7 separate regions of the Mus musculus genome follow, and all the other regions are linked to region 1. Evidence: chromatin loops called from intact Hi-C (ENCODE). Cell type or tissue: heart. All regions are shown on one strand. Region 1 holds the start of Fbn1 (fibrillin 1). Region 2 overlaps Fbn1 (fibrillin 1). Region 3 overlaps Fbn1 (fibrillin 1). Region 4 overlaps Cep152 (centrosomal protein 152). Region 5 overlaps Fbn1 (fibrillin 1). Region 6 overlaps Fbn1 (fibrillin 1). Region 7 overlaps Cep152 (centrosomal protein 152).

Region 1 (4,000 bases):
GGGGATCTTTGAAAAATAGCCATGTCAATGTCCACCACAGACTTTAAAAAACTGGGTCCTTGCCTATTTCTTTTTAAGTTCCTAGAACTTACTGTGTATCTATAGTTAAGAACTTTTGCTCTTTCTAAGTCGCCATGGTGCCTTAAAAGGGTTCAATGATACTTTATCAGGGAAGCCTCCTCTATTGGCCCTAGCCTATGTCTAGTCATGGTCACATACATCATCTAAGCAGTGCCCCGTGTTTGTTGGCATGTAACATATGAGCTACTATTTGTTTCAAGCTTGCCTTCCCTGTCGATCACCTGCTGTGCAAAGGGACTGAAACTCCTGGCTTACTTGCAAGTGATTCTGATTCATCCGTGGGCCAGGTGGCACAAGTGTTCAATAGCTACTTCTTCAATGAATGGTTCTTTATTTGACGACATTTGGAGTATATGTGCTCACTTGTGCGCATGCGTATGCCGAGTACGTTGGTCAGAGGACACATTCAGGAGTCTTTCCTTCCTTCTGCCAGGTAGTTCCTGGTGCTAGAACGCACGTTACCAGGCTTGGTGCTTTATTTGCTCAGAGCCATCTCCTGGCCCTCGAATGAATACCTCTTTTCTCACCTGAAGATGTAGGACGGAATCTCCAGTTCATGGATCTGTTAAGAGGATTTTTTTTTGAAAGTAAGACCTCAATTAAACTAGATAATATATTTAAATAATTATGAATTTAAATCAGTGTTTAAGTCTTCCTATTCAGGTATCGAAGCAGTGCAGTGAGTCCATTATCATGAGGCGTGGTCCATTTTGAAAAGAAGATGGAGTTGATAACATGCCTCGATCTCTATAATCTCATATCCGGGCACAAGATGTTGAAAACAAGAAAAATCCGGGTCAACAAGATGCGTGCATTCTTAGGGTAACTGTGTGGAAAGTGACAGTTGGTGACTGGAGTCCCTGGTCCCTGCGGTCGAGCCCGATGTGGATTTCAGACACCCCCACCCCACCCCAATCCCATGCATGTGTGTGTATGTGCTCTCTGTATAGTGTGTACACATGTGAAAATAGGGTTATTTTAGGAAACCCCATTCCTAACTGAGAGTTGGGCGGGAGGATTGTCTGAAACCCAAATCACAGGCCCCCACATCACAGACTGAGACTTTCGCAGCCTCTTCATTTAGCCTAGGTGAGTAGCTTGACCTGAGCCTCGGGAGAATTGCTCCTCCAGCGGGCTCCTGACACTGGCATGCCCCTTTCGCCGCCGCTAACCTGTTGGCTGGCTCAGTGGTGGTGGCCTCACCACAAGCCCTGCCTGAGCCTCGGAGCCTACAATTTCTCCTCCCAGCCAGACAGCAGAAGACTGGGCTGAGAAGCGAGGGCCACTGCCACAGAGCCCCTTTCCAGCCAGGGCCTCCTGGGCCTCGTTGGCCAAGGTGTCCAGCATGCGTTCTCCGCGCAGGTGGCCCAGCTCTCCGTGCTTCTGATCGCGGGAATCTCGGGTCTGGACCTCTCAGCCGCAGGCAGATCGGTCTAAACCGCTACTCCACCTCTTCCCATTCCCTCTCTTCCCCACCCTGGGACGGAATATCCCAGGCCAGGCAGGACTGGATCACCTCCGCCTCCTCCCAGGGCACTGATCCTGCGAATGAGGGAGGCCCGGGTCCGGGCGGTGGCTGGCAGAGGGGAGTGGAAAGGGAGGATAGATGGGGCCGGGGGTGGGGTGGTGATGGGGGGAGGTGGGGAGGGTGTCATTTTCTTTTTCTTTCTTTCTTTTTTTTAAAAAAGTATTTCTCTCGCGAGAAACCGCTGCGCGGACGATACTTGAAGAGGTGGGAAAGGAGGGGGCCGCAGAGTTGGGGCAGAGACTGTGGGTGCCACAGGCGGCCACAGCTGGGACAGCTGCGGAGCAGAGCAGCCACCGCCGCCTGAGAGTCCGAGCCGCTAGTCCAGTGGGTCTCATGGGGTCCCGCCAGGGTCGGGCGGCAGGCGGGTGGCTGGAGGGCCGTTTGCGCGGCATCCAGGGCAGGAGGCCGGGCAGGGTGAGGGGATGTCTCGAGCATCTGCAGCTGGCCCTCTCTGCCTGACAGCTGCAAGATCCGGGACTGCAGTGCCCTGCTCCACGTCGGATGCAGGGGACTGGCGGGGTTGGCCATGACCCGGTATGTGGGCGGAGAGGACCCTTTTTGGAGAGCTGGGGCGTCAGCCGTCACCGCGCGCAATCAGTGCCATTAAGACCGTGTAGGCAGTCCGCTCGCGGGACGCCTGGGCTCCCTAGGGACACGGTACTTGGCGCCGCGAGGCCACAGGGTCCGCGGATGCCAGTCGCCGGGTTCTGGCTCTGCAGCTAGTTGGGATCGAGTGGTCCTCGTTCCTCCGAGTAACTGCGCCACGCGCAGGCGGCGCGCGGTCTGGGCTCGGCACCGGGGACTGCGAGCTTTCAGCATCCCGGAGCCCTGAGTGTCTCACCTCCCCGCCTTGGGGACTTGTCTGTGTTGCAGGACAGGCAGGGACTACCCGAAGTGGGAGCAGTCCCTGGAGAAGAAAGCTGTAGGACCCAGGCCGGGGACCTCTCTGCATCAGGACAGCCGGACAGTGAGACAGCGGGACCCCGGAGACTCGGGCCGCTGGAAGGCGCGGCGGCGGCGGCGGCGGCGGCGGCGGAGCGAGTGGCGGCCGGCGGCACCATGCGGCGAGGAGGGCTGCTGGAGGTCGCGCTGGCGTTCGCCCTGCTCCTCGAGTCCTACACGAGCCATGGGGCGGACGCCAATTTGGAGGCTGGGAGCCTGAAGGAGACCAGAGCCAATCGGGCCAAGAGAAGAGGCGGCGGAGGACACGATGCGCTGAAAGGGTAAGGGAAGCTCCCAGCTGCTTCGGTGTGCCTCCCCTCGCCCTTCTTGGGACTTTAAGATCCACAGCAACTGACAGGGCAGGTTCTGGCCCGTAGAGGACCCTGGGTGAGATCCCCGGGAGACAGCCTGGAAGTGCCAAAGTTACTCGGTCATCAACTCTTGTTCAGATAACTCGCCTTGTTCCTGGCCCAGAGGAGAAGTCCTGGCTGGAGGGAATCCTGGGCCATTGTTGAAGCAGATTTGGGGAGGCGAGAATGGTTCCTTGTGGAAGAAGGGGAGGAGCTGAAACCCAGAGAAAGGGAGAAGCCCACTGCTTCTGCTGCTTACCAATTCCAGTTGCAGGGAGAAGTGCTTTTCCCGTGTGGGCATCAGCTATTTGGGAGGCATCGCTGAAAGGGAAGAATCCAGAGACTGAGATGAGATGCGTGGTCAGGAGATGGTCCTTCCTTTAAGTCATTCTCATGAAAACCAGAGCTGTACACTCGCGTTCAGACACCTACCCTGGAAGTTTGTAAGGCAGAGGGTTTTGAACACTAGTGTCCGGCCTGCGTGAGCTCTGCATGCAGCTGTGGCTGGCTCTAAATGGGTGTTCATGCGGTATCTTCTTGGAAAGCCCTGTACTATCAGCTTCCCATGCCCTAGTGTTGCAGCTGGGATGACTTAAATCGGTCAGGTTGGCTGTCTAAGGCTTGGCAGTTTCCGGAGCTGAAGGAGATGGAAATAATTCCCCTAAGAGTTTTTAATCGTTTAAAAAGGACAATCTCTGAGATTAAGTTGGAGTCTCTATTAGAAGTGGTAAGATAGAAATAAACGGCCACAGTTCTGTCCTTTGGAAGAGCCTGCTCAATGATTCAAGCGAGTGCACATGCTGAAGTTTCTTGTCATTCTAGGGGTGCATTTTTCCTGACTTGATAAGAGTTCAGTAAATGGGTGGAAAATTGATTTTAATGTTCTCAAGAGGCCTTTGTTTGGTTCAGCATCTTTCTTTCAAAAATCTATTTCTGCTGCACAAGATCATCTTAGTATCTATTGTGATGGCATTGCTCATATATATGCCAATATAAATGCATATATATATATATATATATATATATATATATATATATATATATGGAGGGGGAGAGAGAGGGAGAGAGAGAGAGAGCGAGGGAGATCTTTCACTCTGGG
Region 2 (4,000 bases), 130 kb after region 1:
TAAAGCTGAGTTCTGCCTTTTCCTTCCAGCTGGGGATGATGCTTCTTGATCATTCCCTTCACCCAACTCATCCCATCTTCCCCTGCGGGGGGGGGGGGGGGGCTGACTTATTTGTGGTGCTGTATCCCTTCCTGGTTCATCTAGCTATCATAAGAAACAACAATGAATTTAGGCTTTACCAAGTTATGTAAGTCAAGGGCGAGGAGGAGGAGGAGGAGAGGAAGATAAAGGACAAAGCAGAAAAATAAACCAGGAGTCAGGGTAGCCTGATAACTTTTAAAATAATCTCATTGCTTCAAGTATTGTAAGCAAAACTTGGAAGTTCCATTTGTGCTGTATGGGGTTCTAACAAGAGTTGCTGGAGACAATTTTGTTCCTATTCGCTGCTGTATAGCGTCAGGAGTGAGTAGCTGTTACATGTAGATGCAAGATACCAACTGGAGTCATTCTTCTCAGATCCTTATATGCAGTGTCAGTCCAGGGTGTCTACTAAGTGGCCAAGAGCCTCTGTTTACAGCATCTGCTGCAGAAATGTAGCCCAGGACACTGCAAAGGCAGGATGAAGTCACAGGGCACCTCTGCTGACTGTCCCCAGTCTCCAGCTCTGGTGAAGGTACCGTGGAAGAAAGCCTTGTATATCTTCAGTTCTTGGCAAGGTGTGCACTTTCTCCAACCTTTAAAGAGCTTCCAGCTCTTGGCTGTTGACCTGCATCCCCTGTGACCTTCACACTGGTGGCTTGTAATATTGTGAAAATCCATCTTCAGTAGAGAACAAACAGTTGACTCTTTTCAAAGTTTGAAGTAGGAAAATGGTTTCTGTACACATTGAACTCTGTGCCAGGAGGAGCTGACATGGAGAAGAGAGTTTTGTGACATTCTGCAGTAAGATAAAGTGTCAGGGTGTGCAAATTAAATACTGTACATGGGGGAAAGAAATGGGAAGGGCGTGACTGATTACTGGGCTATTTGGAAAGCTGAGGTGTGGTGACCGAGGTGGCAGCCTCTTGGCATTAAATTATGCTGTTTCAGAGGACGTTATGACCTCAAAGATGAATGTAGGCTCTGAAGCCGTTGGTGATCATGGAAATTGTGTCTTTTATGTAAATAGTGTTGTTGACTCAATCGTGTGGAAGAACTGATAGTTGCTCACCTGGACTCAGCATTTTGTAGAGAGGGAAGGAAGAAGAGAGGAGGAAAAGGAGAAGAGGGAAGGAGGAAGAGAGGGGGAAGGGAGAAGAGGGAAGGAGGAAGAGAGGGGGAAGGGAGAAGAGGGAAGGAGGAAGAGAGGGGGAAGGGAGAGGAGGGAGATCAGTTTGTATCATTGGCCTCATCGTTTTCCCCTAGTGTACAGAGCTCAAATAAACACACTTCGGAGAGGGGGAGAAGGGAGCCACCATATGCTGCTTTTCCTTGTGTCATGTTTCTCTTGCTGTGGGATGAGATTTTTCTCTTCATCTGTCATCCTGAAGCCACAAACACAGGATGGCTGAGAGCCTTGTTATCAGAGCCTCTGCCAGTTGAAAGACTTCATGTTCCACTATGAAGCCTTTCAGGCTGCTTTTTAGAATAGAGTCTTCACTGTCATACTGTTGGTCTCTGCTTGACCAAAAAGATGCGTGAAACAAATGAACCAATCTGAGTTCACATTCTTAAATATAACTGCTGTTTTTAATACAGTCTGAACATGAAGTCTTGGACCACCAGGATGCATTTTATGCCAAATAACACAAGCTAAGTAAAACACAGAGGTGCTTCACTCTCAATTTGCCTTTTTAAGGCCAGGGGAAAGGAAATAATTGCATACTCTATTGTATATTGTAAAAGAACTGTTGGAAAGTGACTTGGTTCTGAGCATCCTTGTTTTTTCAAAACTCAGTTTGGGTACCCTTTCTACTCTTAATGGGGGAATTCTCTACTATTGTTAATATGAACCCAGTGACAGTACTTAAGGATATGCATATGATACTAAAATTACTCAGCAGTGCTTTAAAAAGATTTTTTCCAAACTTCTAGTGTCGTTGAGTGTTGTACTGACCAAGGGATGTCATCAAAGTCACCCTGTATTTCTCTCCGTTCTCTCTCTGTAGTGCTCCCTCTGGCATTTAATTAATGTCTGCCTCTTGCTAATTGTCCCAGAGGTCTCAGGAGAGGCTGGTACTAGCAGTGGTGCCAACCTGGGTGTTGACTGCAGAAAGGAAAAGCTTCCCTGCACAGTCAAAGATGCAGTGTGTATCAAGCTAGATCCAGGCATGGCTACAGTGGGATGTGTTGCCTAGAATCCTTTGCCTTCTAGTGGTCATTTTCCTCCCTACACCAATTCTGCTTGCCTTTTGTGTTCTTGTATTTTCTAGCAGCTATCTCGGGAGGGTTCTATTAAGATGGCTTTTAATAGAAAAGTCCCAAGCTTGGCTGACCTCTCTCTTTCCTGTCTCTGGAAGAACACTGAGCGAGCATCCCACTAGCATGCCACTGTGGTTGTAGAGTATCATTTTCCACGGTATCCATGTTCCAGTGTTACCATAATGAACTGTTCAATGGTGTTAATGAAATGCTTCCTCATGCTGCAGATATCAATGAGTGTGAGACACCTGGGATCTGCATGAACGGACGCTGTGTGAACACGGATGGCTCCTACAGATGCGAATGCTTCCCCGGATTGGCTGTGGGTCTAGACGGACGTGTGTGTGTTGGTAAGAAAAAAAGCCACAGCCTGGTTTATTATCAATACTCCCAGAATCATCAATGCTTATCAATTACAAATGTGTCTTACCCTAGCAGGTGAGATACAGTGATTTCTAGTGAACAATGATTTAACAAATCCATTTCTCATCTTGAATAAGTTGGACACTCATGTTAGGAATAGAAAGATAATGTTAAGTAAAGGAGAGGCTGGGGAGGCCCCACCTTCTCTTCTCTCTTTTCTGCCCCAACTATATAGCTGTCTTTGATTTTCTGCCACCTTCTTTTGTGGATAAAAGTCTTTAGAACTGGTTTGTACATGTATACCATTTTATGGTGTGCATTTTAATAGAGAATTAAATGTCCAAGGGAAGTGAATGATGCCACAGAAATGTGGATAATTCATAAGCATGCAATGACAGTTTTTCACGGCTTTGAGATTTGTTAAATAACAAGACTTTTATCCAAATTATTTTTTAAAAAGATACTCAGTAAGCCCTTTGATTTAGGAGAGGATTGGGTGAAGCTGGAAATTCCTCCTCTAGAGATAAAGATAACACAGCTCGGTTGACCAACATCTGCAGGTTTATATAATGAACCTTTTACAGATTAAACTTTCTCCCTTTTGGAAAGTAGACCCAATTTAGACATTCAATAACTGCCTGTTTATTTTTGAGTAAGCCCCATTTCTAATAAAGGTCTTATTTATCACCATGTAAGATCCTGCCTTCATGCAGTGTTTATAAAGTTCCTGCTCTGTGCATGCCTAAGGAAGACAAAAATGAATGAAAAATAATCGCAGCACTTAAGGGCCTCACAGTTTGCTCTACTACGATCACCAGAGGAAACTGGTTGACGCTGGCCATTGGTCCCCACTGCTCTGGACCCTAATGGGTTTTTGGAGGTTTATTTTTTTTATTAGTTTTGATTTTTTTCTCATTGTCAAGCACTGAAAACACAGGCGTTCTCTGTGGCTTAGAACAGGGCAGTGGAGAAATAAAGGCAGCGTTGGCTTCAGTGTGGGGGTTTTTATCTGTTTAAAACGACAGTCCAACGATGGCTCCTTCCTCCCACTTAGACACACACATGCGGAGCACATGCTATGGAGGATACAGGAGAGGCCAGTGCGTGAAGCCGTTGTTTGGTGCTGTTACCAAATCGGAATGCTGTTGTGCCAGCACTGAGTATGCCTTTGGGGAACCCTGCCAGCCGTGTCCTGCACAGAATTCAGGTAAGTGGCAGCATGGATGTGCCTCATCCTGCCAGCCTTCTGCCACCATCCAAGGGCCTTGCTTTCCTATGTTACCAGGAAAGGCTGTGT
Region 3 (4,000 bases), 94 kb after region 1:
GCCAAGCCTAGGTTTGACCAGGGATGGGCATGGTGGAAGATGCCCACAACTCTGACCTCTACATGCATGCCGTGGCATGAGAGTGTCCCCTTAAAAGCGCGAGCACGCACACACACACACACATGCAGATGCACACACATGAATCAAATATTAAATCAGTCTAAACATGTCTGCTTCATTTAGCATTTTTCTTTGACAGAACTTTCAGTGTACTCTTCTCTAGCTTTGGAAACGCACGTTCCATTAGTGCTATCTGCAGTCAACCATTGTGCTGACTAACAGGTACTCAGCGATAACCTCTCCCCAGCCCTTCCTTCGCCCTGTTTGCTTTTAGGAACCACTGTTCTTTCTACTCGCAACTTCTGCCTGGTAACGTTTAAAACCCCACCTTGGAATGACAGGCTGTGGCACTTGCCTCTCTGTGCTTCCCTAATTAATTTATCGTTAATCAAAAACCCCGCTGATTTCAAATGGTGGGATTCTATCTTTTTCATGACTGACTAATACTTAGTGGAACATACCTACCACAGTTCATTCATTAGCTGACAGACACACGGGTAGCTTCCATTCTTAGCAATTATGGACAATAGCAATGACCATGGAGTTCATATGTTCCTTTGACACATGAATTTCATGCCACTGAAATACAATGGTACATGAAAGTCTGGTGCAATACAGATACCTAGGTGTTTTCTAGACCAACTGATTGGATAGTAATGCCAGGATGCTGTGTTTCCCTCAACATTCAGGCTTATAAGGAATTTCCCTAAATTTATCTGATCCTAACAAGGGCATCTTTGAATGGACAGGAACCAATGTTTTCCCCTCCTTTGTAGGTGAGGAAAATGGAAGTTAGGGGTGGAAAGGTCTATTCAGACTTTACACAGAGCCAAGGATGTGGGAGCTGCTGGAAGTTCTTGTCTGAACTTGGACCTGCAGGATGGGGCACAGCTGCCGGCCCTTTCTCCTCTGAGATTTGACGAATCTCTTATTCTTTACTTTCAGATTACAGAACAGGCCCATGTTTTACTGTGGTAAGCAACCAGATGTGCCAGGGACAGCTCAGCGGGATTGTCTGCACCAAAACACTTTGCTGTGCCACCGTGGGCCGAGCCTGGGGCCACCCCTGTGAGATGTGTCCTGCCCAGCCTCACCCCTGCCGCCGCGGCTTCATTCCCAACATCCGCACTGGAGCTTGTCAAGGTAAAGCCGCAGTATTAACAAGGAACAGTCCTGTTCAATAGAGGGCCACGCCCGGGCTGCTGAAAATGCCTTAGTCCCTGCTGGAGGGGGACAGCTCAGCTGCTGAGAACTCCCATCCCCTGCCTCCGGGTACAGCTGAAACCTCAGTAGCCAGATTCTTGGAGTCCGGAAGGTTTGCTAAGTCTGTCTGGCCAGCGGGCCCCTCTGGCCCAGGAGTGGTTCCGTGTGCTCTGGCTCAGGCGTAGCAACTGTGTTGGGGCTACGCTGTACCTAACGGCGCTGCCTTGTAGAAACACAGCGAACAAGGTAGTGGTTGTTGTTTTCTCTTCATCTGAAACTCTTAGAGGCCTGAGCTCCAGGTTGCACTTAACTGACCTAAAGAAAATTGCTCCTCTGGACATTTGACATGCTACATTAGGGCTTGTTTGTTTGTTTGTTTGTTTGTTTTTAACAAGTCAGAAATAAGTTAGAACTGACTTCACTGTTTTAAATGCCCCCAGATGTTGTCTTAGTACTCTTCTGCCCTCCCCTAGAATTCTGGTTTTGGCTTTGCCTCTGCTCCCCCAGCTGTGTAAATTCTTCCATTGTCTGGATGTCTGGCAGGAAAGAGGAGGAAGTGAGCAGAGGCCACTCCACTCTAAACTGATGGGCCTGAAAACTCGCAGGCTATCTCTGCTTCCTTTAGATGGCTGCGGTGCTTTTTTTAGACAACTGCAGTATTTTCATAAAACTCACAAAATATGCTTTTTCTGAGGCAACTAGGTAGTAGTTTGGCTCAGTTCCTTGTGTTCATTCTAAAGATTAGGATTCAGGACAGCAGGATTCGAGTTGCTCTCATCTGTGTGTGCGGTGGGCAGCACTAGATTGATTGTGCCTGGCTTCCAGACACGACTCCTCTGCGTGCCCTTGGATGTGCCCCTCTAAATGTCCGGGAGCAGCCAAAAGACTCTGTTTTAAAATCCTAGAGTTGGTCGCCATCTTGGTCCGGGACCCGCCGAACTTAGGAAATTAGTCTGAACAGGTGAGAGGGTGCGCCAGAGAACCTGACAGCCTCTGGAACAGGCAGAAGCACAGAGGGGCTGAGGCAGCACCCTGTGTGGGCCGGGGACAGCCGGCCACCTTCCGGACCGGAGGACAGGTGCCCGCCCGGCTGGGGAGGCGACCTAAGCCACAGCAGCAGCGGTCGCCATCTTGGTCCGGGACCCGCCGAACTTAGGAAATTAGTCTGAACAGGTGAGAGGGTGCGCCAGAGAACCTGACAGCCTCTGGAACAGGCAGAAGCACAGAGGCGCTGAGGCAGCACCCTGTGTGGGCCGGGGACAGCCGGCCACCTTCCGGACCGGAGGACAGGTGCCCACCCCGCTGGAGAGGCGGCCTAAGCCACAGCAGCAGCGGTCGCCATCTTGGTCCCGGGACTCCAAGGAACTTAGGAATTTAGTCTGCTTAGGTGAGAGTCTGTACCACCTGGGAACTGCCAAAGCAACACGGTGTCTGAGAAAGGTCCTGTTTTGGGCCTTCTTCTTCGGCCAGGAGGAGGTCCAAATACAAGATATCTGCGCACCTTCCCTGTAAGAGAGCTTGCCAGCAGAGAGTGCTCTGAGCACTGAAACTCAGAGGAGAGAATCTGTCTCCCAGGTCTGCTGATAGACGGTAACAGAATCACCAGAAGAACAATCTCTAAACAGAGTCAACTATAACTACTAACTCCAGAGATTACCAGATGGCGAAAGGTAAACGGAGGAATCTTACTAACAGGAACCAAGACCACTCACCATCACCAGAACCCAGCACACCCACTTCGCCCAGTCCAGGGAACCCCAACACACCTGAGAACCTAGACCTAGATTTAAAAGCATATCTCATGATGATGGTAGAGGACATCAAGAAGGACTTTAATAAATCACTTAAAGAAATACAGGAGAACACTGCTAAAGAGTTACAAGTCCTTAAAGAAAAACAGGAAAACACAATCAAACAGGTAGAAATCCTTACAGAAAAAGAGGAAAAAACATACAAACAGGTGATGGAAATGAACAAAACCATACTAGACCTAAAAAGGGAAGTAGACACAATAAAGAAAACTCAAAGCGAGGCAACACTAGAGATAGAAACCCTAGGAAAGAAATCTGGAACCATAGATTTGAGCATCAGCAACAGAATACAAGAGATGGAAGAGAGAATCTCAGGTGCAGAAGATTCCATAGAGAACATCGGCACAACAATCAAAGAAAATGGAAAATGCAAAAAGATCCTAACTCAAAATATCCAGGAAATCCAGGACACAATAAGAAGACCAAACGTACGGATAATAGGAGTGGATGAGAATGAAGATTTTCAACTCAAAGGTCCAGCAAACATCTTCAACAAAATTATTGAAGAAAACTTCCCAAATCTAAAGAATGAGATGCATATGAACATACAAGAAGCCTACAGAACTCCAAATAGACTGGACCAGAAAAGAAATTCCCCCCGACACATAATAATCAGAACATCAAATGCACTAAATAAAGATAGAATACTAAAAGCAGTAAGGGAAAAAGGTCAAGTAACATATAAAGGCAAGCCTATCAGAATTACACCAGATTTTTCACCAGAGACTATGAAAGCCAGAAGAGCCTGGACAGATGTTATACAGACACTAAGAGAACACAAACTGCAGCCCAGGCTACTATACCCAGCCAAACTCTCAATTATCATAGAGGGAGAAACCAAAGTATTCCACGACAAAACCAAATTCACGCATTATCTCTCCACGAATCCAGCCCTTCAAAGGATAATAACAGAAAAAAACCAATAC
Region 4 (4,000 bases), 70 kb before region 1:
AATAAAAATGACTGGCGAGATCACGTCCCAAGAGCATTGCTTAATACTTCATTGAGAATATTGGGGGCAAAGAATTAAAATAAGAAAAATAGCAGTTTTAGGAGTAGAGGTGATGAAGGAATCATGCCAATGTTTTAAAAAAGACTCAAGGAGCCTTTAAAAGTAAAAAGGAACACCACCCTCACTGGCTCGTGGTTATTCTAGATGTTTATTACATTCTTATTTAGATGCTCAGGAATTTGACTTTTCCTATAGTGAAAATGCAAATTTTCAAGGCCTTCTCATTTTCTGTCAATGCAAAATTCATCTGGAGCTCTTTCAGGGCTTCGAATTGCACAAGCAGTGGGAGCTCATCTGTGTGACCTATCTGGCTCGTGGCTGTGGACATGAGACAATCAGCTAAGAGTTTAGATGTTCACAGCTGTCCTTGGGTGGGTCAAATTCCATTCCTGAGGAAGATGACTTGAAACGCCTAATCTCCAGTTTGTCATAGAAGCAGTACGTGATTTGCTTCTTGAAGCCAATACAGCTCAGGACACTGAGTGCCAGTCAATGATTCCACCTTTGCAATATACTTTCCATAAATACAAAAGACTGATTTATAGCTTATTAAACCCACAGGATTTAGAATTGCTCATGGAAATTAAGTGGACCAAAAAAAAAAAAAAAAAAAAAAGCCTGCTAAGATGGAAAGGATGCAGGAAATGAGAAAGACAATTTTTAAGAAAATATTTTATCAGACGATACTAATAAAATAGTTCTTAATAGATAGAAGAAAAAGGAAATATTCTTGGGAGAATTTCAAGCAAACTTGAGGCAGTGCTTTCTGTCCCCCTCCAGAGACAAATGAAAGATAGATAGTGACCCCACATGTTCTTTTTCTTTGGTAGTTATTAGGTGTCTGAAATCTGGAACTGGCGCTTTAATAACCATTTAACTTAGTATAATACCTGTGAGTGATGGGCACGGAGAGCCTTCAGTACTAGCGAGGAACGGGCTTGTGCCATAGGTTCACTTCTGTAAGCATCATCTGTCTGTAATCTGGCATCCAAGTGGTCTTTCCTACCTAGGAACAGAATATGTTAAAGTACTTATTTTGAATATGTTAGGAAGTAAAATATTTATATCACAGTGACTAGTGAAAGTGTGCTAGATTTTCAGGATTGATTCTGATACCATTCACTGTCTCCTGTCTTGTGGTATAGCCAGACAGGGAGGCCCGAGCATTGGCACATAGGATGCTATTCATAAGAGAGATGTCTCCTAGTTACTGCTGGCATTCAAGCAAGGTTGTTAACAGGCAGTGCTTTCTTTTTGTATTTTTAATATTGGAATTCTATGTCTTTATTCTTTAATGTTGGGATTTTAAACAACTATTTGTAGCTATTTCCCCAGGCATTAAGTATGAAGACAATTTATTTCAGAGAAAGGTGGTCAAGAGCTCTGCAGACACTGTCAGCTGGACCAGTAGCGAAGGAGACTCTGCGGTCCCAGTGCCCCTTCCTGACTCCACCTCTGTACGCTGTGCTCAGTCCTCGGCCTGGCTGAAAGCAGAAGCAGAAACTGGTACTGATTTTGTTTCCTGTCTAGATTACAGTTTTATTCAGGGGCAGGGCTCACTTAGACCCTCTTCCAGCCTGATGTGCTTCCTTCCATTCAACAATGATTCTTACAAAGTGAAGAGAGAGCGTTGCATAACCAGTCAGCCGGTCCGAGCTGTTGAGGAGCAGAGCTTTACATCCGAGAACTGCTATAGTAAATACTGGGGAGTGTGCATTCAGCTCACTTCAGTTTACTTCAGTGTTTCTCTCTTTCTTAATTAAAATACAGTTACACCATTTAGCTTCTCCCGCACCTCCCTTCATTCCCTCCTTCCTTTTACTTTATTATTATTGGCGCGCACATGTGTGTGTGTGTGTGTGTGTGTGTGTGTGTTTGTGTGTGTGTGTGTGAACTAATAGATAAATGGAACCTGTTGAGTCTATTTAGTGTTGCTGATGTGTATTTGACTTAAGAGCAGACCATTTAGTATTGGATAGTCAAAGCACTCATTCCTGGGAAAGACCAATTTATTCATTCTCTTTCTCCCTCCCTCCCCCACCCCTTTCTCCTTCCCTTCCTCTCTTTTGCATTCCTTAGTGGCCTACAGTTCTTGGTTAGGTGTGGGGCCCTGTGAGGCATACCTTATCTACTTTGGTATGTCACCTGGTATTGTAATGTTCAGGCCTTGTGGAGATTTCCTTAGTGTAGCTTCCCTGTCATATCTAGAAAACATAATCTTTCAGCAGACTTCCCCATTTCTGTGATGTTCCCTGAGCCGTGGGAGCTGTGTTGCAGATGAATCATTTAGAAATGGGTGCCCCACAAGCAGCTGTTCTCTGCGTTTTGAGCAGTTGTGGCTTCTACAAAAGGATATTCTTTGAGGAGAGGCAAGAGCTTCATTTATCTGTGGATGTAAGGATGGGCATTTACCGGTTAGTAATTATCCTGGCTTAGGAAAGTGGTAGTGGTAGATTTTCTAAGATCCACGACCTCACTAGTCACAGTGGTTGGCTAGGTTACAGCACCGGGCATGGCTTCCTCCTGCTGAGTGGGCCTCAGGTCCAGTTCCAGAGCTCTTCCTTACTGCCACATTGTAGCGCGCTGTTGCACTTTTAGGAATATCTCACCATGTTGCTCAGTATTGTGGTTTGTAGGATGAGCTGGGTAGGAGGTTTGACTGCTGTCCTCCCTTGACAGCTTGTGTATCAACATCTGGTACTAAGAAAGCTAGTTTTCAGGGAGGAGACTTGCAGTTTGGATCCAGCTCAAATCCCCAGAGTGTGTGTTGTCTTCAGCATCAGGGACTTACCTTCAACTTTGGGGAGGAAGCCAAGGGCAGTGTAAGTAGCTGTATTGTTTTGGGAGTCTCTTGGACTAACTTGACAACTAAAACTCAAAAGAAGATTTCTTCTGCCTGGTACTGGGCTTTTGATAGATCTATGACTTGTGGGAGGTCATTATCTCCCCGTGTATCATAACTTCACTTATATTGTGTATATGTCTGTGATACGTATGAGTATGTGTGTGTGTGGCTATGTGTGTGTGCATACATACATGTTTATAGTATTAGGTAAATATACAATATGATTCCTTATGGTTATTTCAAACACCTTTAGTATTTTATTGTTATTTATCCATTCTCCCTTCTGTATTGTCCCTCTCTTCCTCCCCATTTATCCCATTTCCCCCATTGTTTCTCCTTTTATATTTTTATGTTTGCCGTGTATATGTGTGCATATGTACATGCAGTGGTAGGGTAGGGACACATGGACCGTAGTGCGAGTGGAGGTCAAAGGACACCTTTATAGTCTGCTCTCCTTCCATGGTGTCCGGGGATGAAACTCAGGTAGTCAGGCATGTGCAGCAAGTGCTTCACTACGGGGCCATCCTGCCAGCGTTTTATCATGGCAGTCTTTCTGATAGATTTTTGACGGTTGTTTTAGTTGTGCAGAATTTAGGACAGGAGTGATGCTGCTCTATCTGCTTCTAACGCATAGCAAAGTTCAGGGTAATGCGTAAACATTTGATGCAGTAAGATTTTAACGTTTTCAAATAACATCTTTTACATTTAAAAATTTTTAAATTTATATGTGTGAGTATTTTGCCTGCTTTTCCATCTGTCTACCACAGAAGCCAGAAGAGGGCATCAGATCTCCTGGAACTGGAGTTCCAGACAGTTGTGAGCCCCATATAGGTGCTGGGAATCAAGCCCATGCCCTCTGGAGGAACAGCCAGTGTGCTAAACTGCAGAGTCACATTAGGAAAGCCCTGCAAAGTCCTTTATAGTACTACTTCCAGAAGTTACCACAGGGGATCTTAGATTTGGATACACTTTCCTAATCTTATTATTCTTAAGTAATTTTAACTGATGGTGAAATATTTTGATACATACCAAGACCATAAATAGCATGTAGGTAAGTAGGCAAGCTAACAGCCAGGAACTCATCATTTGATAAGC
Region 5 (4,000 bases), 150 kb after region 1:
CTGGTGAACATGCAGCTGGTTATTTTAGGTCTTTCACCATGACGACAGGTTATGTCTATGCTATTGTTGTGTCATTACAGGTAGATATGATAGATATGATGTACAGGAGCTTACTGCTATTTCAGATAACATGCCTAGAGGCAACGTGAAGTCTACTGAGACCTCAATATAACTGTTTGCCACACATGCGTGGAAATCCATCTTTAAAGGGAAATTTTTTATAATTGAATCTGCAGAGATGCAAAGACTGGGGGGACAGGACATACTCATTGTGGGCTGGCTGAGTCAGTGCCAATGTGACAGCACAGAAGTCACCTATTAGTAAGCCCAATGAACAGAAGTATACCCAGAGAAACTCTGTTTTGTTTTGTTTTGTTTTGTTTTGTTTTTGTTTTGTTTTGTTTTGTTTTCAGAAGGGCCAATACCTTCCTATTTTTTTCAACTGCAGTTTAAAATTACTTTTCAGTTTGACAATATCCAGCCAGCACTGTAGGAAGATGCCCCACATTTTGTGAGCAATATCACAGTAGAATAGTTTATGATATTCATGTCTGGAAGAGAAGACTCCTCGATTGTGTTCTGGGTTCTCCCACTGGTCTGTGATCATAAACAAATCAGAGTCATCTGACTTTAACCAGACAACCCCCTTGGGCAAAGAACTCTGCAGTAACCTATGGGAGGAGGGGCTGCATTAGGGTGAGAAGAAAAGATCCCCTGGGAATAACCCTGTTAGTAGCAGCCAAAGGTATCACACTGGACCGGAAATGACTTACACAGACAGGAACTGGCAAGCCTCACACACTTGAAAACACATTTTTAAAAATCAGCCAAAATGTCTTTTTATTTCATGTAACTAGGTCTCTTTCAGACTGGTTTCAAGTCAGTATTACTCATAGCTTCGAGCACCGTCAGGTCACCTTGGTGATGGTCCCGTTAAGGAGGAGTGTTTATAATGTCCCAGACAACTAGTGTAAACTGAGATACTTATCTTGCCTAAGTGGATAAGCAAGACACACTACAAGTAACAGCAAAAAGAAATGTCGCAACTGTGTCATAGCACACACACTCTCACACACACACTCATACACTCACACGCACACACACTCACACATGCTCACACACACATCACATACATGCACACACACCACATACACACACATGCTCACACATGTACGCACACACTTACACATGCATATACATACCACATACACACACACACATACATGTACACACCCGCATGCACACACACCACATACATGCACACCCTGCTTATTTGGATAGATTTTTAAATGAGTACCCTGGGAAGCAATTATTAAGAACACATATGCTGTTTCCTAAGGAGGGACTTTGTTTCATGAGAACTAAAATCACCCTCTGGGCTCTATTACAGCTCTGTCTAAATATTTCAGCTCCCTTGTCATTACTGATTGTTTCCATTTTAACAAATAAACATGTTTTCTTCTCCCAATCACATCAGCAGCGTTAAGAATCCACCCACTGACTCGCATTCCCAGCCCACACAGATGCTAAGCATTTCATTTTTTTTTTCTTGTTAAGCTTTGTCCAAACTGTGGATACTGCTGAAGGGAATGTCTGATTTAATGGAGAGAGAATGTGTGTTTGCTTGGAACCTAGGACGCGGATCCTCTGTCTTTGGCTTAAGTGGGTGGGGTCACAGCTTTCCTGTGACCTCTGCTGCTCATTCTAAGTAACTGTAATGGGAAGAAGATAAAGTCATTGCCGGGTGCCACCCAAGTGGGTCTTCACTTTCACAAGCTAATTTTTAGAACCTACCTGGCATCACATGATCACATAACCAGTGGATAAAAATCAGAATTGTTGAAAAAAGCAAGATTTCCTTTCACATGAGAACTGTTTCTGGCTGGTCTCAGAGTCCTACTATTCCATGCCGCAGCCGGGCAGTTCCTCCTGCTTTTCTTATCACCACTAATTTTCCTGCTCTGGCTGTCAGCCTGTGGAAACTCCATGGGTGTTCTCTTCGGTTAATAGTCTTGGCTCAAATTTTGACCTAAATTAAGAAATCCAAGTAGCACTTGCATTTAAGCTGTCATGCCCTCTTCCTCAGCCCCTAATTCTAGAGATTGCTTATGTGCCAGCACACGGGCTCAGGATCCATGGGGCGGATGCTATCTAGGGGCAGAAAGACAGGCGTTTGTAGGTGGCAAGCTCTCTCTCTGTATGGTGGCTGTGGAGGCTACAGAAGTTCAATATGCATCTCGGACCTGTGTGGCAGATTTGTGCGCGTAGGCGAAGTCCTGCCACGGAGTCTGCTTGCCGCTCACCCTGACCCTTCAGGGGGGCCATGTCCAGAGGACCTGTGTGAGCCTTTGTGACAGAGGACCTGTGGGGTTAAGAAGGTTGCAGTGTCAGCCTGAATTTGAATTTCTTTGCTTTGCTTGGCTTCCACTTATTCTGAAAAATGAATTTTCTGTCTGGAGCAAACTTGTGGAGAAAAGGGAACATTTGTACAGAAAGAGACGTTCTTGGCAGACCTGTGCTGTTTCCCTCATGCTATTGAAGAGCGTTTCAGTGCTGTGCTTTTGTTTGCTTGTTTTCCTTATGGCTCAGTTTCCCCTCCACGTGCCCAAGTCTGCCATGGAAACAGTTAATTAGCAAGAGTTGTATGCCTGAGTCTGTGTGTGTGTGTGTGTGTGTGTGTGTGTGTGTGTGTGTGTGTGTGTGCGTGCACACGCATACGTGCATCCATACTCACGCTGACGCTGTTAACTCCGAAATGTGTTTGCACTGTATCACCCGCTCTCTTTCTCACCTGCGTCTTACTCACTGAAAACAGAAGCTAGCTAATATGCTCCATTGTATTGACAACGTGAGACTTGACTATGACCCTTGAATCACTGTTCTCAGGTCTCCCAAAGCTCACAACACACACCCTCTTGCAACTAGAATTTCTTTCACCTTGAAAACAGGGCAAAATTTAAAATATTTTCTTGGATTTTAATTTTATATTAAATCTTAGTAATAGTGACTAAAGGAGATTCCTCTATCAAAAGAAGTACTCATCTTAAATGCAAGATTAAGGGAAAAGGTAAAGGCATATGAAAATAGTGGTATCTTTGACCACTAGACAACTAGACAAAGGAGAAAAAAAGGAGATAATTAGGGGTTGAATATGGTCCAAGGACATGATATACATGTATGAAACTATAACCAGATCCATTTTATACAGTGAATATATGCTAATAAAGAGAAGACTGGAGAGGATTATATTGCAGATTAACTGTGAAATTATACTTAGTAAAAGAGATTTATGGATGTTTATCTGAGTCGCATCAACATTTAAGTCTTTAAAAGAAAGTTTAAAATAAAACTGAAATTACTAAACTAAGGATCTTAGTTACACATCCCTGTCCCAAGGGAAGTGTCTGTCGCCAGAGAAACCAAGTCCAGGCTAACCCTAGCTTTGCCTTTTACTGGCTGTGGGGTCTAATCTCTGCCTTCTCTGAACATTTAAAAATCCCAAGACAGAATTCTAGTCCTTTCTACTTAAAGTCTGTCTTAGTTCTATATCCATTACTTTTCTTTTTTCTTTTTGTTTTTTGTTTTGTTTTGTTTTGTTTTGGGGTTTTTTGTTTTGTTTTTTGAGACAGGGTTTCTCTGTGTAGCCCTAGCTGTCCTGGAACTCACTTTGTAGACCAGGCTGGCCTCGAACTCAGAAATCCGCCTGCCTCTGCCTCCCAAGTGCTGGGATTAAAGGCGTGCGCCACCACTGCCGGGCTTCCATTACTTTTCTTGTGGGGATGGAACACCCAATAGAAACAACTGAGGAGGAAGAGGATTTATTTTGACTTGTGACTTCAAGGGACATTCTGTCATAATGGGGAGGGACGACAGCTGAGCAGCCATACCTGTGGTGGTGGTTTGCAGGATGGCAGGTCTTCATTGACCAGGAAGCAGGTGTCATCCTCAAGCCTGGCTTGAGTGCTCACATCTGCTGCCTATGCCATGGTACCAAAGCCTT
Region 6 (4,000 bases), 100 kb after region 1:
GCAAAAACTCTTCTCAAGGATAAAAGAACCTCTGGTGGAATCACCATGCCTGACCTAAAGCTTTACTACAGAGCAATTGTGATAAAAACTGCATGGTACTGGTATAGAGACAGACAAGTGGACCAATGGAATAGAATTGAAGACCCAGAAATGAACCCACACACCTATGGTCACTTGATCTTCGACAAGGGAGCCAAAACCATCCAGTGGAAGAAAGACAGCATTTTCAACAATTGGTGCTGGCACAACTGGTTGTTATCATGTAGAAGAATGCGAATCGATCCATACTTATCTCCTTGTACTAAGGTCAAATCTAAGTGGATCAAGGAACTTCACATAAAACCAGAGACACTGAAACTTATAGAGGAGAAAGTGGGGAAAAGCCTTGAAGATATGGGCACAGGGGAAAAATTCCTGAACAGAACAGCAATGGCTTGTGCTGTAAGATCGAGAATTGACAAATGGGACCTAATGAAACTCCAAAGTTTCTGCAAGGCAAAAGACACTGTCTATAAGACAAAAAGACCACCAACAGACTGGGAAAGGATCTTTACCTATCCTAAATCAGATAGGGGACTAATATCCAACATATATAAAGAACTCAAGAAGGTGGACCTCAGAAAATCAAATAACCCCCTTAAAAAATGGGGCTCAGAACTGAACAAAGAATTCTCACCTGAGGAATACCGAATGGCAGAGAAGCACCTGAAAAAATGTTCAACATCCTTAATCATCAGGGAAATGCAAATCAAAACAACCCTGAGATTCCACCTCACACCAGTGAGAATGGCTAAGATCAAAAATTCAGGTGACAGCAGATGCTGGCGAGGATGTGGAGAAAGAGGAACACTCCTCCATTGTTGGTGGGATTGCAGGCTTGTACAACCACTCTGGAAATCAGTCTGGCGGTTCCTCAGAAAATTGGACATAGTACTACCGGAGGATCCAGCAATACCTCTCCTGGGCATATATCCAGAAGAAGCCCCAACTGGTAAGAAGGACACATGCTCCACTATGTTCATAGCAGCCTTATTTATAATAGCCAGAAACTGGAAAGAACCCAGATGCCCCTCAACAGAGGAATGGATACAGAAAATGTGGTACATCTACACAATGGAGTACTACTCAGCTATTAAAAAGAATGAATTTATGAAATTCCTAGCCAAATGGATGGACCTGGAGAGCATCATCCTGAGTGAGGTAACACAATCACAAAGGAACTCACACAATATGTACTCACTGATAAGTGGATACTAGCCCAAAACCTAGGATACCCACGATATAAGATACAATTTCCTAAACACATGAAACTCAAGAAAAATGAAGACTGAAGTGTGGACACTATGCCCCTCCTTAGAAGTGGGAACAAAACACCCATGGAAGGAGTTACAGAAACAAAGTATGGAGCTGAGATGAAAGGATGGACCATGTAGAGACTGCCATATCCAGGGATCCACCCCATAATCAGCTTCCAAATGCTGACACCATTGCATACACTAGCAAGATTTTACTGAAAGGACCCAGATGTAGCTGTCTCTTGTGAGACTATGCCGGGGCCTAGCAAACACAGAAGTGGATGCTCACAGTCAGCTAATGGATGGATCACAGGGCTCCCAATGGAGGAGCTAGAGAAAGTACCCAAGGAGCTAAAGGGATCTTCAACCCTATAGGTGGAACAACATTATGAACTAACCAGTACCCCTGAGCTCTTGACTCTAGCTGCATATGTATCAAAAGATGGCCTAGTCGGCCATCACTGGAAAGAGAGGCCCATTGGACACGCAGACTTTGTGTGCCCCGGTACAGGGGAATGCCAGGGCCAAAGGGGGGGAGTGGGTGGGTAGGGGAGTGGGGGTGGGTGGGTAAGGGGGACTTTTGGTATAGCATTGGAAATGTAAATGAGCTAAATACCGAATTAAAAAAAAAAAAAAAAAAAAAATAAAATCCTAGAGTTGCAAAGGACCGATCTGAGCAGGCGTCTCTTTTGATGTCGTTTTTTTCCCCCTCCTTCTTAGAAAGTCTCCTTGAGTTTTGAGGAATTTGTTGGTCATTGTATTTTGAAGTTGCTAATAGCCATGAGCTGTTGGCAGTGACTAGGGAGACAGACCCTCACTTCCTGTCAGTGAGCTTCCTGTCAGTGAGCTTCCGGTCAGAGGTCTGGGAACCAGCAGAAGAAAGAGACATGGAAGGAGAAGAGAGGGAAGGCAGATAGATTCTCCTCAGCTCGATAGTCCTCTCGTACAGTCTGGACTTCCCCCAGATTTACTTCCTGTCCCTTCTTGACTGTCCATCAACACCTAGGTGGGGAAGACTAAACATTTGTTTGGCAAAAACTCATGGCTTCAAAATAGCAGCTTATATGGTCACTTGCAAAAAGGACTTTTTTCTTTTGCTGGAGGAGGTTCTCGAAGTGTTATATGTAGCCAGGGTGTCCTCTCACTGGTGTTTTTAGCCCTTGGGCCAGATGCAGGCTGTGGGCAAATGTGTTGTTAGACACAGATGTACAGGCATAGTCTGGGAGTTCATGGTCAATGGGGAACTGCCTTCATATTGGCTAAAACTCATGATCAACAAGACTATCTAGAGTTGCCTCTCTGACTTTAAAATTGTGATTTCAAGTCATGTTTTAATAAACATTCAGAAAAACCCTGATCTAAAATAAAAATGAAACTGGCTGTAGAATATAATCACAATTGTTTTAGTATAGTCATTGGTGGGTCAGAACATTCTATTAAAACGGTGACACTTCTATTCCGAAACAAATATTTCTCCTCTGGTTCTCCTTTAATTGTGGGGTGACTTTTCCCAGCAGCATAGGGTAAGAGCCTGGAAATGTCACTCGCTCTGTTGCTTCTCATACCATCAGGGCCTAGGGAGGGTACTGTGCTCACTTATGTCTACAAGACAGTCTAAGATAAAGATCCTTAACTCCTGTTGGGGATCTTTATTGAATCAGTATTTTCCAAATGAAGAAACTGAGAGAATACACTTGTATACATTGTCTTCACAATGGAATCCAGGCAGCCAACACCATGGAGGAGGAGGAGGTTTCTGTTGGAAAGGTTAATTTAGGACTATATATAGAACCAGAGGCTAGTCTCTAGGTCCTTAGAAAGGGCATTGAGCGTGGTGGATTGAGTCTGCTTCGGGGAAGCCCATGTTGTTGAAGAATAAAACACATTCATTACTAGGATGGTTGGTGGTGAGTACCAGGGGCTGGATGTTGCTATCACAGTAGCCATAGACTAGTGAACAGTCATAGGCTTTCTCTGAATTAGTGGTGATGGGGAGGGACATGATCCTAGCTTTCAAAGGTCATCCCTGGTACGAGTTCTTGTGGGTGGATCTACCGCTGAACCCTCACATTCTCCAGCACAGATCTCGTTTCTGGCCCTGATGAACTTTTCCTGCACAAGACGATTTTCCAGAGGGTATAAGGGAAATACATTATGAAGACACTAGCTGTCACATGGCAATCTCAGCCATCTCAAATAAATTTTGTGTGACTGAAACACTTCAAGATAGCTTTATCTTTATCTTTAAACGTGCATCACATTTTGCCTTTGAAGGATGTCTTAGATAATTTTGATTATTATTGGCAATCTGAAGGTGAAAAGGACACAGTAAAAGTTGTCATTTTAATCATTGTATATTCTACTCGGCTGTGTATGATGAAGCCCCACATTTAGTAGAATGACCTCCTCTGCCTATGGTAAGACAGGGCTTCTCCTTGAGCATTATTGACTAAGCTATGTTAACAACTTAGTTATTTACATAATGTATTATAACAGTTGCTGTCATATCCTGAAAGCTGTGGTGGGTCCCTTTGACATAAACATGGTGATATAATTGTGGATCAACTATTACATTTTCTTCTTCAACGAATCTTTCTCTCTTCCCAAATTTGACAGATGTGGATGAATGTCAGGCCATCCCAGGGATGTGTCAAGGAGGAAATTGCATTAATACCGTTGGATCTTTTGAGTGCAAATGCCCTGCT
Region 7 (4,000 bases), 88 kb before region 1:
CATGTTCTTGCAGTGTTTCTGACCCTTCTAGTTCCTTCAATCCTTCCTCCCACTCCGCAGGACCCCCCCCCCCCCCAATTCTGCCTAATGTTTGGCTATGGGACAGCATCTGCTCACATCAGTTGCTAGATGGAGTCTCTCTGGTCTCTCTGATGATAATGCTAGGCTCCACTCCTAAGATACTCTGCAGGCAGGACAAACTGTAGGTCGAAGGCTTTGTGGCTGGGTTGTGCAGGTCTTTTCAGGCAGCCATAGCTGCTAAGAGTTTATAAGGGCAGAGGTCTTATCATATCACACACACACACACACACACACACACACACACACACTAATAAAATGACTTTAAAAAAATTAGAATCTTATTCTAAGCCTTAAGTTTATTGAAACTAGAGTTGAGTTTCGAGACTGGGACCCAGCTCAGCAGGAGAGCACCTGGGTAGCATGCACAGGCCACTAGGTCCAGTGCTTACTACTGCAGAGAAAGGCAATGGACAAGGAGAGAGGAGAACGCGGAGTCTAGAGAAGCTTGGTTTTGTTTCAGTTTTCTGGAGGTTGCCGGGGTCCACCCAGGCTCTTGGGTCGGTCAGCTGGAAGAGAGAAGAGCAGTTGCTGGTTAGGATAGCTGATGTTGCTACTTTTTTCTTCCTAATATCTGTATCACCTTGCTCAATATTAGTATGACACATACCAAAAATCACAAGTGTGAGCTGTGTCAGGCAGAAAGACCAAGGGGGAGCATGCCACCAAGGGGAGCATGCCACCAAGGGGAGCATGCCACCAAGGGGAGCATGCCACCAAGGGGGAACATGCCATGTGTGGGGGGGTGAGCTTGCTTTTGCAAAGGTGATATCCTTGTGTATGACCGAGTTCTAACTTATTTATTTTTGTTTTATGTGTATTAGTGTTCTGCCTGTATGTTTGTATGTGCTTTGTATGAGTGTCTGGTGACCTTGGTGGCCAGAAGAGGGCATCAGATCCCCTGGAGCTACTGATGGTTGTGAGCCCCCTCGTGGGTACTGAGAATTGAATCCAGGCCTTCCGAAAGAGCAGCACATGCTCTTCATTACCAAGTTATCTCTCCAATCCCCAAGTTCCAAACCCTTTAGCAGCGTTTAGCTCAGTGTTAGAATGCTTGCCTAGCGTGTATGAAGCATAGGAAACAAAGAAACAAAATGTTCAGAAAGAAAGTTCAAAATGCTGTGACTGTAAGGGATAGAAACCATGACCACATGTGGCTAGGGCTTTATGGGTCTTTGATTTGTTTCTTGCTTTTATGCTAAACGGGCAGTTTCCCCATCAGGGTCACACAGCAGGAGTCCCCAGATGAAGACCCTTCGAAGGATGAGCTTATCCTGAAGCTGAAAACGCAAGTCCAGCGCTTGCTGACTAGCAACTCCGTGAAGCGACATCTGGTGTCTCAGCTGCAGAGCGATCTCAGAGAGTGCCGGGAGACAATGGAAGCTTTCCAGCAATCCAAGGATGGTGACAGCGGCATGGAGGTGAGACCCTGCAACCTGTACACGTAAGAAGCCCCCTTGAGACATGCGCCTTATAGATGGAAGTTACGTTTTTGGTTTCTTAGGGTTTATTTGACTCTTAGATGTAAAGCTTACAGGAAAAAAAGCCACCTGATAGATAGGCTGTTTATTGGCTTGTTTTAGGCACCTAGTAAATGAGATGCCAGTTAGGCTAAATTCTTTGTTCACAAATGAAAGGAGGACTTTGTAGAGGGGATGCGCCTTTTGTCAGGCACCTCCTGTGAGGCCCCTTAGCAGCTCTGCTCCTGAGCGCGTTCTGTTCTGTTCTGTTCTTACAACGGTTGGTCTCTGAGGAAATGAGGTAGAGAGCACTGGTCGATACTTACTTCTGAGATGTGTCTTTTAGATTTAGTGATGGTTTTACTCTGTAATCCTGGCTAGCCTTCAGGTTGTAATCTTCCGGCCCTGAGCACTGAGATTGTGGGAGTGTGCTTCCATGCCGGTGTCTGATATCCACCTCAGTGCTCTTTAGCTGACATCTTCGAGGAAAATGAAGGTAGGGGAGTCTGTGGCGCTCTGAGGTTTCACATTTCCTACATTTCTTAGGAAATGAAGTTACACTTCATGACTGATAGGGGTCAGAGTTACTGCTGGAAGCTCCTGCAGTCAGAGCTTGAGAGCAGCCTTTTTCTTCCTCATTTTGACAAACTGAACATTTGTACTGTCAAGAAAAATAATGCAGAAATGAATTGATAATTAAGAAAAGAAAGCGGAAGTTTGAAAGGCATGCAGGGAGTGTAATCCGTTTCTCCAGAAGGAAGGAAGGAAGTTTTAATCTGACTGCTGCTTTTTTATCCCCTGGTTCTTATGTGAGAGTCCTGTTCATTAACAAATCCTGTCAAAATATGTGAGATGTTCTGAGGGACCAATTTTTTGTGATATTAAAAGAAAACTTGGTTACACCCATGACATTTGTGCCACATGTGGGCATCTATCTCTTGGCATATGAATCAGTATCTTAGTTCCCAGCGTTCCCAGCTGAGTGAGACTGTTGACTTCCTCTCACCCCCATACCCCCACCTCCGACCCCCCAGCATTCTGCATAGCATCTTCTGGTAGTGTAGAAGCTAGAAGGTTGGTTTGTTTTTATTAAACATTCTAATTTGGACTGTATTATATAATGAGTGATCGACTTTCAAATACTGCGTGGACTCTTCTTTCCCAGATCTTTATAATAGAACTTGGAATTAGTCTGTAAAGTTAGAAAGCATGTTTGGGATGCCTTGGGAGGTCTATGGAGAGAGAGAGAGAATGGTTATTCATTTTTGTTTTTGAAAAGATGCGTAAGATTTTGTGGGATTTACTGGTAATAGAACTATGAGGCATACATGAATATTTAAAAGTTTGATTATGTGGAGCCACATATAACTGTAGTACTTTGGAGCATCATCTACATTTAAACATTTGTTTCTATTAAAAATTAAGCTGGCTGTGGTGGTACACACCTTTAATCCCAGCGCTTGAGAGGCAGAGACAGGTTTCTGCCAAGAGGCAGAAACTGAGTTTCAGGCCAGCTTGCTCCAGAACTACATAGTGAGACGCTGTCTCAAACAAAACAAACAATCAAAGCACATTGTTTTGTGGTATTTCCAGGCTACTACATGGTAGAGATCAGGAGACTGCTCATATACTGCGTTAGGCAGTGTTTGGGTGTAGATCAGATATGCCTTTCATTCCAGTTGACCAACTGGGTGGTTAAGGAAGATTGTAGTGCCATTGCATACACTAGCAAGATTTTACTGAAAGGACCCAGATAGAGCTGTCTCGAGTGAGGCTATGCCAGTGCCTGACAAATACAGATGTGGATGCTCACCATCATCTATAGGATAGAACACAGGGCCCCCAATGGAGGAGCTAGAGAAAGTACCCAAGGAGCTAAAGGGATCTGCAACCCTATAGGTGGAACAACATTATGAACTAACCAGTACCCCGGAGCTCTTGTTTCTAGCTGCATATGCATCAAAAGATGGCCTAGTCGGCCATCACTGCAAAGAGAGGCCCATTGGACTTGCAAACTTTATATGCCCCAGTACAGGGGAACGCCAGGGCCAAAAAGTGGGAGTGGGTGGGTAGGGGAGTTGGGGGGGTGGGTATGGGGGACTTTTGGGATAGCATTGGAAATGTAAATGAGGAAGATACCTAATAAAAAATTAAAAAAAGAAAAAAGAAAGATTGGAGTGGGGTTAGAGAGGTGGCTCAGCGGCCAAGGATGTGCAGCTGCTTTTGCAGAGGATCTGAGTTTGGTTCCCAGCACTCTTGTTGGGCAGCTTCATGGACTATGGTGCCCTCCTGTGGACACACACACACACACACACACACACACACACACACACACATACTGTGTGTGTGTCTATTATAGACTATGTAAAGATCTTAGGAAAACTATACTGACCCCCAACAGTCAGAGTCCATATACTGAATTCTTTTTAAACATAAAACACAGAAAGCTTTTTGTGTCTGAT

Evidence for each region. Hi-C counts contacts between places; a loop is a spot of excess contacts. Peaks named below come from ENCODE experiments on the same cell type or tissue, not always from the same donor. Only the 100,000 strongest peaks of a DNase experiment are listed, where the experiment ranks them.
Region 2: a loop joins it to region 1, with 1.9 times the contacts of the local background. A loop is called at or near these places in 3 of 42 quality-filtered maps.
Region 3: a loop joins it to region 1, with 2.7 times the contacts of the local background. A loop is called at or near these places in 3 of 42 quality-filtered maps.
Region 4: a loop joins it to region 1, with 2.0 times the contacts of the local background. A loop is called at or near these places in 2 of 42 quality-filtered maps.
Region 5: a loop joins it to region 1, with 2.6 times the contacts of the local background. A loop is called at or near these places in 2 of 42 quality-filtered maps.
Region 6: it touches region 1 in a loop (2.0-fold over the local background); 2 of 42 quality-filtered maps call a loop at or near these places.
Region 7: it touches region 1 in a loop (2.6-fold over the local background); 8 of 42 quality-filtered maps call a loop at or near these places.

What each region holds. Positions count from the first base shown.
Region 1 is chr2:125,504,272-125,508,271 of GRCm38, reverse strand. Fbn1 (fibrillin 1) reads left to right here and starts at 1,834. Exons shown (of 66, transcript NM_007993.2): 1 at 1,834-1,933; 2 at 2,483-2,832. The coding sequence starts at 2,669. In heart, a CTCF peak has its summit at 2,413; DNase peaks (open chromatin) are centred at 2,021 and 2,741; H3K4me3 peaks cover 2,891 bases; H3K27ac peaks cover 2,630 bases.
Region 2 is chr2:125,377,697-125,381,696 of GRCm38, reverse strand. It overlaps Fbn1 (fibrillin 1), which reads left to right. Exons shown (of 66, transcript NM_007993.2): 16 at 2,568-2,690; 17 at 3,758-3,910. Among named protein-coding and RNA genes, the nearest start is that of Fbn1, 130 kb to the left of the region's middle. In heart, a CTCF peak has its summit at 2,289 (motif pointing left); no DNase peak of the experiment used is centred here.
Region 3 is chr2:125,409,809-125,413,808 of GRCm38, reverse strand. Fbn1 (fibrillin 1) reads left to right here. Exons shown (of 66, transcript NM_007993.2): 7 at 1,006-1,203. Among named protein-coding and RNA genes, the nearest start is that of Fbn1, 95 kb to the left of the region's middle. In heart, no CTCF peak of the experiment used is centred here; DNase peaks (open chromatin) are centred at 1,198 and 1,798; H3K27ac peaks cover 511 bases.
Region 4 is chr2:125,574,280-125,578,279 of GRCm38, reverse strand. Cep152 (centrosomal protein 152) reads left to right here. Exons shown (of 28, transcript NM_001081091.1): 22 at 1,425-1,566. Among named protein-coding and RNA genes, the nearest start is that of Cep152, 49 kb to the left of the region's middle. In heart, no CTCF peak of the experiment used is centred here; DNase peaks (open chromatin) are centred at 409 and 1,589.
Region 5 is chr2:125,353,392-125,357,391 of GRCm38, reverse strand. The region is part of intron 32 of Fbn1 (fibrillin 1); the gene reads left to right. Among named protein-coding and RNA genes, the nearest start is that of Dut, 110 kb to the right of the region's middle. In heart, a CTCF peak has its summit at 1,709 (motif pointing left); DNase peaks (open chromatin) are centred at 1,621 and 1,981; H3K27ac peaks cover 463 bases.
Region 6 is chr2:125,403,141-125,407,140 of GRCm38, reverse strand. It overlaps Fbn1 (fibrillin 1), which reads left to right. Exons shown (of 66, transcript NM_007993.2): 8 at 3,912-4,000. Among named protein-coding and RNA genes, the nearest start is that of Fbn1, 100 kb to the left of the region's middle. In heart, no CTCF peak of the experiment used is centred here; a DNase peak (open chromatin) is centred at 2,190.
Region 7 is chr2:125,592,372-125,596,371 of GRCm38, reverse strand. It overlaps Cep152 (centrosomal protein 152), which reads left to right. Exons shown (of 28, transcript NM_001081091.1): 13 at 1,301-1,499. Among named protein-coding and RNA genes, the nearest start is that of Cep152, 31 kb to the left of the region's middle. In heart, CTCF peaks have their summits at 967 (motif pointing right) and 2,122; no DNase peak of the experiment used is centred here.